Linked DNA regions of Homo sapiens: region 1 is linked to region 2. A link is a loop called in an ENCODE intact Hi-C map of the cell type or tissue named here. Cell type or tissue: heart right ventricle. All regions are shown on one strand. Each heading gives the region's core, and the rest is flanking DNA. Links, peaks and the distances in the headings are about the cores only.

The links. Hi-C counts contacts between places; a loop is a spot of excess contacts. Peaks named below come from ENCODE experiments on the same cell type or tissue, not always from the same donor. Only the 100,000 strongest peaks of a DNase experiment are listed, where the experiment ranks them.
Region 1: it touches region 2 in a loop (2.9-fold over the local background); 11 of 110 quality-filtered maps call a loop at or near these places.

Annotation. Positions count from the first base shown.
Region 1 is chr20:60,058,028-60,063,408 of GRCh38, forward strand. LINC02910 (long intergenic non-protein coding RNA 2910) reads left to right here. Exons shown (of 4, transcript NR_161293.1): 2 at 880-959. Among named protein-coding and RNA genes, the nearest start is that of LINC02910, 4.8 kb to the left of the region's middle. RefSeq lists enhancers at 1-722, 429-678. In heart right ventricle, for the core only: no CTCF peak of the experiment used is centred there; DNase peaks (open chromatin) are centred at 584, 664, 2,774, 4,484 and 1 weaker place; H3K27ac peaks cover 2,758 bases.
Region 2 is chr20:60,129,446-60,134,826 of GRCh38, forward strand. No RefSeq gene overlaps it. Among named protein-coding and RNA genes, the nearest start is that of MIR646HG, 6.4 kb to the right of the region's middle. In heart right ventricle, for the core only: no CTCF peak of the experiment used is centred there; no DNase peak of the experiment used is centred there.

The DNA of each region.
Region 1 (5,381 bases), core at 122-5,121, 71 kb before region 2:
GGAAGGCCCACGATGACCAGGGAGCTCGCCTTCCAGGGAGAGAGGAGAAAAATAAATGGTAGGGAGTTAAACACGACAAAGTAGAAAAGGGCCAGCTGCAAGAATGAAATTAAATAGGAGGCTGGTGGCAGGGGGGCAGGGAAGCCTGAAGCACCTGACTGCCCAGAACAAGCCGCACCTGTGAGGAGCTGGGAAGGGCACTCCAGGCAGAGGGAGCACCAGAGCAAACCCTGGGAGGGGGATGAGCCTCTTGTTGAAGAACTAGAAGGAGGCCAATGTGGCTGAGCAGAACACATGAGGCGGAAGGAGGAAGTGAGGGGCCCTGGGCCTGGCCACCAACCGGCAGATCAGGGGTGAGGACTCCACTTGGGAGAGTGTGAATGGCCCAGTGTGAATGACAAAGCAGTTTCATGCAGCTCAGCCTGTCTGGCTAAGTGCGCAGCCCTGAGGATTGGGCTCTGAGCGTTGCAGCCCTTCTGAGTCTGTGGGCCCCTCTCCCAGGAGGATCAGGTTGCCCAGGGCAGCTGGAAATGTCCTTAAGTGACTCCTTGCTGCTGCTGCCGCTGCGTCTTGCTGACATCATTTCCCCGCAACAAGCGCTGGTCTCCTGGGGCGGCTGCCCCCTCTCATCTGCACATCTAGCTCCCCTGCCAGGCCTGTGCTGTTTTCCGGGGCCTCACAGAGAAGCTCAGGCAGGTGGAGCCTCAGCAACAGGCGCCATCCTCCCCTTCAGCCTGTCGCGGCTCCTCCCTGGGGCATGCTTGAAAGCCCAGACATGTTCTTCACATCTGAGAAAGCAGTTAAACTGAAATTCCTGGCAGACTCAGGTTCAAATCCTTATTAGGCTGTTAAGTGAGAGGGGATTTCATTTCCTTGCAGCCGCCCTGGGTCCTGCCACTGAGCAGCTGTTGGTAGGCTCTGCTGTGAGGTCTCCTCTTCCGGCTTTCCCACTTCCCAAGGTAACCTGGTGTGGGGAGGAAGCCGGGGGCCTCTGGTGAATGGGAACCTGTGCAAAGAAGGAGCCGAGGGCAGGGAGAGGTGGGATAAGACCCAGCGTGGGGGCCTGAAAGTGAGGCCAGCAGAGAGTCATTGAGAGGCCCTCGGAGAATACGTTCTGGGGACGCAGTCAGGGAACACCTGTTTCCTGCTGTGTGACTCTCACAACCCAGCTGTGGACACACACGTATGTACATATATGCACACACAGGAACACATATGCACACACAGGAACACATGCACACATGGACACACATATACACACGATGAATACACATACAGACACACATTCATATATACACACATACCTATGTATACACATGTACACACATACACTCACATGCACATGCACATATAGACCTACAGATACATAAATGTACATCCTTATAGATGCGTACATATACAGTACACATGCATGTACTCACAAATACTTATGCCCACATCTACATATATGTATAATACATATATACACATATAGATATATACATATATACTCACATGTCTATGTATAAACACACACCTATATGCACATGCCTATACATATATGCACATACATGCCCACATACACCTATGTAAACATATACACACATCTATATTTAAATATGCTCATGCATGCATATATACACACATATATACACATTTATGCATGTGCATTCATGTACATATACACACATGCACTGACATCGACACATGCATGACACAATGATATAGATATACACACATATATACATGCATGAACACATCTATATGCATACATACACATATGTGGATATAGAAAAATAGCAGATATACACATACATGCACATATCTGTATGCACACATATATACATACAGATAAACACATGTACATTCATCTAGATTTCCACATTTACAAGTGCATATTGGTACACATATGCATACATATGTGTATGTATGAATCTTTTCTCCCTCTATATCACACACATACCTTTTGCTGAGGGCTTAGTATTTACTAGGTGCCAGACTCTGCTCTCTTAATATAAGGTCGCCCCAAAACAGACCCTGAGCTGAGGATTCGGGTGCAAGCGGCTAACATGGACGGTGATCCAGCAGCACCGTGAGGAAGTGGGGCTGAAACCTGGAAGGGAGCAAGGCCGGGGATTAGGGTGACCACAGACAAGGCCATCACTGAGGACCTTGGGGTTCAATTTCTCCAGTGGGGGTGTCTAAGCCACTATGTTGCGTCACGTGTCAGAATTGCCCTCTGGAGGACTGGAAAACTGGGTGTTGACTGCCACTTCCTGCTCCTGGCCATGAACTCCTGGTGCTTCTAGTTTGCCCAGCATAGGCCATGTGCTCCTGGGGCCAGCGAGGGTCCACAGGCAGAGGCTGGGGACCTGTGCTGCAGGTGATCGCAGGTGGGCCCTGGGCCACCACACGCTCCACACAGGTGCTGCCTCATGGGTCTTTCACAACAACCCCCGTTTGACAAGGAAGAATCTGGGGCTTGGGGAGGTCTATAGATTTGAGGGGTGTTATGGGCGAGGCTCATAGCAGAACCAGGTCAAGAATCAAGGTTGTGTGATTCTAGCAGGTAAGTCCTGACAATGACTGGCAAGTGTGAGCCATGCAGGGGCAGGACAGGCCTCATGAGTGGTGACAGGAGGTGGTTCAGGGTTGTTTTGCACAGCCAGGCATTCTTTGAAGGGCAGCTGCAGTGAAGGGCCTGGCTGCACAGCCAGCCTGCCTGGGTCCAGATCCCAGACTCACCATGTCCTGAGGGAGCTTGGGGGAACTGCCTGTTCCCTCTGGGCTTAGTTTCTCTTCAACACTAAGAAGACTCAGTTGAGTCATGTTCATGATGGAGTGCTTGCAACACCACCAGAGAGGAAGGGATTGTGAATGAGGCCGTCCTGGGGAAGCGCAGGTGTGTTGGGGTGGGCGGGTAACCAGGTATTGCGACAGGGGCACAAGGTGGCACTCAGCCTCCTTGTGTTTGTAGCAGACTTTTGAACACTAGACTTTCTGGTGGCACCTGTAGCACCCTTAAAAAGTGAATGCTGCTGCCCAAATTAAATCTGAGCAGACTGAACTGAACGTCCCAGCATAACCTCAACGTCTCTGGGGCCCCATCTGCCCTGCTCTTAGCATCCCACTAAGAGAAGCAGCAGACACTCAAAGCAATTGGAAAAATGACCTGAGTTCATCCAAACCCTTTAAGGAGAAACCTCTCTATGACTTTCCCTACGATTCTTTCACCCCGTATTTCTCCCCTCCCATGGTCTCACTCCAGAGCTTTTCCAGAGCCCTTTTCTTTCCCAGAGGCTCCTTGGAGCCAGCCCTCACGGCTCTGGCCTTGTTTTCTGCTCCACGTTTTAGCATGAGGCAGGCATGCTATACGGCAAACATGACATTTTCTTTAGTGGGTAGGGGAAGAGGAGGGCTGAACCTCTAGCGCCCGAATGCATTTGTCCCTGTCACACACAGTCATTGTCCAATTACCTTTTGGGAGGGAAAACCCAGTACTGATCACTCCGCCTACTCCAGTTTTTCCTGATCTGAATGATCTGCCTTAACAATGTGTTAACATTTTACCCAAGTTCACTCAGAATAAGAAAGTGCGTAGAGGTGCCCACTAGAGGGTGGGCGCACAGCAGTGGGCATCTCGGCTCTCTGCCCGTGGGGATCCTGCCAGGTTGTTCAGAGCAGCTCCTCAGTGTCACTCTCCTCCCCACCCTCCCTTTCCTTGGGGTCTAGCCGTTTCTAGCTCCAGTGTTGCCCCTCCCAAGCTGGATGTAACCTAGCTTCTGTCTTTTACCTGTTACCTCATTTGTGCAGTTAACATTTTATGCACGTCCCTTACAGTGTAGAAGGAAAACATAATTCTAATCTGACTCCATTCAGTGATGTTAAATACTGCATGTGAACATCCCCATCCAGAAGTTCATCCAATGTAGACTCATCAAAAAGCAGGAGTCCTAAATGTTTGCATTGTGCAAGCATCCTTAGCACATTGCTATATAGGTGTTTAAGAGTGTCTTAAGAGATATTTGGAAAATTGGTTGGGGATTGTTTTTGTTGGCCTGGGAATGTATTATTATTTTTTCCCAGTTCACATAAAGGGGTGAAGCCCTGATGTCTGGAAATTTGCTCTCCAAAGTGTTTCCAGGAATTGACAATATTTGGATAATGAGGGGTGTCTGTACTTTCCTTGACCTAAACTGCTGGTAGAGGGGGATATTTTTGTATGATTGGGCAAGGTCAAACACAGAATCAAATCAGGAAGAACAGGGTCTGACATGATGAATCCCTGCCTCGCCTTGCCATTGACAAGAGACAGAATAAATGCCCCCAAAGAACCCTGCACCATGAACGCTTGATGGCAATCCTGTCTCAGGGCTTTGCTGCTCGCTGTCAGGCAGCAGGTACACTACCCAGGGCCGTGGGGAAGGCGTCTTGCAGCCACACTGCAGCAGGAGGCTGGTCATATCTACGGGCTCCACCAAGCCAGGATGCAGAGCTCGGCCCGTCTCATGGCACAGGCTCGGGCTGCTCGGAGCTTATAATGAATTAGAGCCACAGCTGATTATTTTCAAGGCTGGCGCTCACGCTGGGTGCCTGAGAAGACGATGAATCTGCAGTGCCGAAGTGCTGCCTGGCCTCTCAGGAACCAGCTGCAGCTGGGATTCTCTGCAGCCTTCCCCGCAGCAAGCTGGGGTAGCCATGAGCCCTGCCTGTCCAACGTGGGGTCAGGCGGGCATGCCTGCTGTGTCTGGCAGCCTTGACACCCCCAGATTCTGCTGGAAGATGCTCGTGGCCTGAAAGCTCATTTTGTAGTCGCTCTACCCTGGGATGCAGCTTCTGCACTGGCAGGATTAACGCAAACAGAATCTGCTTGGCTCATTCCTCGCCGGGCCTCAACAGGCCTGCAACGCCACTGTCTGCCAGGGAGAGCCACTCGGTGATACTGTTAATTAAAACCATGACTCTGGGGGCAAGAAAAAATTTTAAAACGCTGAAGTCATCTTCCCTAATAGAAATCTTATTTTGAAGGTGCTCACGGAGGTCAGGCTGACCAGAAAAACCCACAAGCCATAAATAAGCTCAAATAGTTTTATTTAATTTACTTAACTCGGTGCCTGGAGTCCTCATGGGGAGAGGTGCCTGGCATCAACACAGGGTGGGGGTGGCCACCCTCATCTCTAGCCCCTGGGTCCCAGAGCTGAGAGGAGGGAGAGAACTGAACTTTCTTGGAAGAATGTGGAACTGCTGAGTAGATGCTTTGGAATTTGCTGACCCAGGCATCTGGGAGTACAGCCTGACCGGCCATCTCTGCGCCAAGCTATCTATAGTCCAATGGCTATTTTCAATTGGAAATTCATTTTAAAGTGGTGGCAGTGACGGGGGAGTGGCTGTATCTGTAATCC
Region 2 (5,381 bases), core at 61-5,060:
TAGTCATAAACGTGAATGAATTTCCAGGGAATTATGGGTGGAAGAAAAGCCAATACCAAAAAGTTATATATTTTTGTATGCTCGAGTCTGTTTATATAACATTGTTGAAATGACAAATTTATAGAAATGAAGAACAGATTGCCGGTTGCCAGATGTTAAGGAGCGGGGTGAGGGTGAGAGGTGGGTGTGGTTATAAAGGAATGGCCCCAGGGATGCTCTGTTCTCTTTAATGATTTTGACGGTGGAGATGTAAACTTGCACACGTGATGCGATTGCATAGAACTAAACACACGCGTGCACACACACACATACCACCCACACAGGAGCACAAGGAAACTCATGAAACCTCAGTAAAATGGATGGGTTATATCAATGTCACTTTCCTGGTTGTGATATTTCCTTTAATTTTGCAAGATTTTACTACCAGAGGAAATGGATAAAGTGTACGCAGGATCTTTGCATTATTTCTTACAGCTGCATGTGAATTTACAGTTATCTCAAAATAATTTAATTTAAGAAAAAGGATGGTGAGATAGGTGGTAAGAACAGTCAATCTCTAAAGTGGCCCGAATGACTCACTTCTGCTATAAAAAAAAATCAGTGTTTCAGTAGCTATTTGTTGGATGGATGGATGATCATGGTAGGCTCACACCCTTCTCTCCCATTGTCTGCCAGAACCGTGCTTTTGATCTTGCTGGCAGACAAATCCTGGTGGGTCTGCCTTGAGTTTTAAATCTGATGTTAAGTTTAAATCATTTGGACAAAATAAGTGAAATATTTTTTAAGAATAAAAAGTAAATAATTAAATTGCATATAAGAAGGCCATTGATTGTTGTGTGATATATCTCCTGCCGCCTTAATGCATTATCTTATCATTTGCATTTCTTCCTTGGATATTCCTTTAAAAGGAGATTTGTATGAAAATAACAGCGTGGCTAGTGGAAATATAAATTTATATCCTTTTCTTGAGAGGTAACATGACAACATGAATAATTTAAAACACCCTGAAAATAACAATAACGAAAAACTGCTTAGTCTAGCAATTCAACATCTATGAATTTATCCTAAGAAAATAACTGGACAAGTGTGCAAAGATGTATGTGCAAGGATATTGACTGGTATTGTTTATAATGGTGAAGAAAATGGTAATAAGCAAAATGTCCAAAATAAACAAACAAACAAAAACAACTTGAATTGTGGTACAGTAAAACAATTGAGAAGGAAATAGCCATTAAAAACTTAAAGTATAATAAAAAAAGAAAAAAAAGAAACAAGCAGGAATACATGTTCCTAAAATTCTCAAAAAAAAAAAAAAAAATGGTACTGTGGTTCTGTATTTGCTAAAGTGAGAGGTTGTTTCAGAATAGTGATCTGAAAGAATCCATAGTTATTTGCAAAATACTGAGGTTGTGTGTGGGGGGATACATAAGCATGAAAATAGGACATCATATGAAAGGGTAAAGACCCCACTGCAATTGTGGAGGGGGGAGAGTTCAGCTAATTACATAGTTGGAAAATGTATCCCTTTGAGTATGTATACTTATTTTCTGTAATAATTGCTTGCATACATAAAAATATTCATGTCTCCTGAGTTATTGTGTATGAGGAATTTTTGTTTTGTTATCGTCTATATTTTCTAATTTGTAATAAATTTACCACAAGGAAAAACTGAATAAAAACAGCAACATTTATTAAATACGATGAAGAAAGACAACCTAATTCTGACTTCAGAATGAGCCATGCTGCCAACATCTGGCTGAGTCGGTCCCAGCTTCAGGCAAGTGTATTCAGGGGGCACAGATGAAGAGGTAGGGTTGATGTCCATTCCTAGGAGCTGGACATTTAGTTAGGCCAAGAAAAAAGGATGGGTCCAGAGCTCTTTGAGGGCAAAGAACATGCCTGCCTCATTCACTAGTGGGTCCTTGTATGGGGCTCAATACCAGGCTTACAAAACATTTGTTGAGTGAAGAAAAGAAAGGGATGTCACTTGCTCAGGAAGGACGTCGGAGTGCCTGCTCTGTGCCAGGCATGTTTCTTTGTGCTTAGGAAGACGCTGTGAATAGGGAAGCCACGGTCTTGGCATCCAGTGGGGGAATAAAGGGGCCAACCACAGAGAGAGGCATGGGAAGAAACTACTTGCAGCATGAGACAGATGGCAGTCCTGTGGGGCCACAGCAGGAAAGGACTTTCCGGAGAGGAAATGTTCAAACCAAGCTGGCCTGTTGAGTCACCACCAGAGATGGGATGACTTTGGAGGGGCACATTCTAGGGAAAGCAAAGAGAAAATGCAAGAGCTGCAAGGAAGAAACGACTTCAGGGCCTGGAAACAGAGAGAGAGGACGGGTGTGGCCAAGGTGCTGGGTGAGGGATGCAGGCTGCACTTGGCCTTGTGGAGTCTGGGCAAGTCCAGCAAGGAGTTGGACTTTATTCTGGGTGATACAGGAAACTGTTGGAGAGCTTTAAAAATCTTTTAATTTTAGAATGGTTTTGGATTGATAGAAAAATTGCGAAGGTAGCACAGACTTCCTACATATCCCTTACCCTGTTTCCCCCATTATCAACTTCTTGCATTTATATGGTGCGTTTGTCACGGTTAAGAAACTAACATAGGTGTATAACTACTAATGAACCCGTAAGCCTTATTCTGCTTTTACTCATTTTCATTAATGTCTTTTTTTTCTGTTTCAAGACCCCGTCCAGGGCACCGCCTCGCACTTAGTCATCATGTCTCTAGACGCCTCTGGGCTGTGATGGTGTCTCAGACTTTTCTCATTTTTGATGACCTTGATGGTTTCTAGGCATCCTGGCCAGGTGTCCTTCAGTTTGAGTTTGACTGATGTCTTTCTCAGGGTTGGACTGGGGTGATGAGTGTTCAGGGAGAGGCCCACAGAGGTGGCAGGCCCGTGATCATATCTGGGCTCCTGCTGTCAACACGCTGTTACTGGTGATGGGAACGTTGGCCACGTTGTGGGTGAGGGCAGACACTGGAGAGATTTAACAGGAGAGGTGACCTGGTTTGCTACATTTTTTAAAAGGGTCAGTTGGGCTGAGGGAATTAGGTAATGTGAGTGAAGCATAGTAGGATGAAACCAAAGCTGTGTTGGTGACAGTGGGTGACCAGGTGGACCTGAGATGCAGATTCGTGCAGAGGTGTGTGCAGGGGTGAGTCATCGAGAGGCTCTGAATGCCAGGCTAGGGAGTTGGCATTTTATCTTAGTAGATTTCAAGCACTGGCCTCAGAGTTCTCTCTTCAAATAGAACTTTACAAAAAAATAGCCAAAGGCAATACAAAACCTAAAGATGAACTTCCTGTGATGGAAAGTGAGACCCTGAGTGCAGCGTCACTGGAGGCTCTAAGATTCCTAAATGGAACCTCCTGGGTGGCTGAGGGCAAACCGTCAGCAAGGCATGTGACAAGCACAGCGAGCCAGTGAGGTTCCTCCCCTCCTCCAGGTAGGAAGCACCTGTACCTGGATCAGGTGGGCAGAATGGAAAGTGTGAGGAAGGCAGGAAGAGCCGAAGTCAGTGTGCCTGTTGGCAGAGGTAGGGGCCAGGACAATGCCGATATTGACAGCAGTGAGAAGCCAGCACCCCCACATGGGGAGGTAGGCATGGGCAGCAAGGTCCCTTTAGAGGTAAAGGTGGAACACCTCTGTTGCTGGGCTCCCCAGGCTTTGGGTGTCCTCTGGGCCTGGTCTCATGGAGTAGTTCAGGCTGGAGACTCAAGACTGCAGAAGACGCTATGGCGAGGGGAGATCCACCTTTGTGTGGAGTTTGGCTACCAGTGATCTGTGCATTGAACTGAGAAACCACCTCCTGGACCCACGTTTCTTTTCACGTGAGCATTTTTGTGATGTGGTGGTAGACTGAGCCAGATTATGACCACAAATGATTGCTCAAGAGGCGATCTGTTAAATATTTAATGTGCAATCACAGTTGCTTGCTGTGGAGCTCCTTCTCCGTCTGAGATGAGTAGGGTCTATTGGCGGGCAAGTTCCAATTTAGTAATGAGATCATTATAATCCTGACCTCCTCGGAAGGATCCTTCACACCAGAGCAAGCCACTTCTCTGAATTCTCTCCACCTCTTCCCAGCATGAATTTAGTTCTCACAACTCTCAAAGGAACTCCCATTTCCTGTTTCTCCCCTACTCCTGACCTCACTCTCACTCCCCTTAGCAAAGTTGTTCTGTCCTTCCAGACTCCTTCACGATGGCTTCGCTTCATCTCACAAATGAGACGCTGAACACTGCTACTTCCACACACTGTGCTTTGTCCCTTCAGGGACAGAGCTGGGGCCTGGTTTCAGCTCATAAAGAGCTCACAGTCTTGTGCTGTTTCTTGGACCAACAGAGTCAGAAATAGCAGAGGTTCTTGTGAGCACATAGAATGTTCTGGAGCCCATCTCAGATCTTTAAATGAGACACTTTGGGGTCAGAGTCTGGCCTCCTCCTTTTACTACACAAGACCCCTGGCTTGGTTAGGGGTTCACCCTTACACCAAACTCCTAGAGTGGTTGATGGTTTCACCCTCTGTGGTGGTTGATCTTAGGTGTCACCTTGACTGCGCCTCTGGGTGCCCAGGTTAAACATTGCTTCTGGGTGGGTCTGTGAGAAGCCTTCCCAAAGAGATTAGCATTTGAGTTGCTGGACTCAGCACAGTAGATTGACCTGCCCCACAGGGATGGGCATTACCCAATTTGTTGAGGGCCTGAATAGAACAAAAGATAGAGAAAGAAGGAATTCGCCTTTTTTCTTGACTCCCTGCTTGAGGTGGGACATCTCATCTCATCTTCTCCTGCTATCACAATAGGATTTACACCTCAGCTCCCCTGTGTCTCAGAGCTTTGAACTCCAATTATACCATGGGCTTTCCTGGGTCTCCAGCTTGCTAATGGCAGACTGTGGGACTTCTCAACCTCCATCACCACCTGAGTCAATTTCTTTTTTCTTTTTTCTTTTTGTTTTTTTTTTTGGAGACAGAGTCTTGCTCTGTCACCCAGAGTGGAGTGCAGTGGTGTGATCTCTGCTCACTGCAACCTCCGCTTCCTGGGTTCAAGTGATTCTGCTGCCTCAGCCTCCCGAATAGCTGGGCCTACAGGCATATGCCACCATGCCTGACTAATTTTTCGTATTTTAGTAGAGATGGGGTTTCACCGTGTTGCTCAAGCTGGTCTCAAACTCCTGAGCTCAGGCAATCTGCCCACTTTGGCCTCCCAAAGTGCTAGGATTACAGGCATGAGCCACCGTGCCCGGCCACAAGTCAGTTTCTTATAGTAAATCTCCCCACACCCATATGTGTGTGTGTGTGTGTGTGTGTGTGTGTGTGTATATATATATATATACACACACACACATATATGATATATATATACACACATAT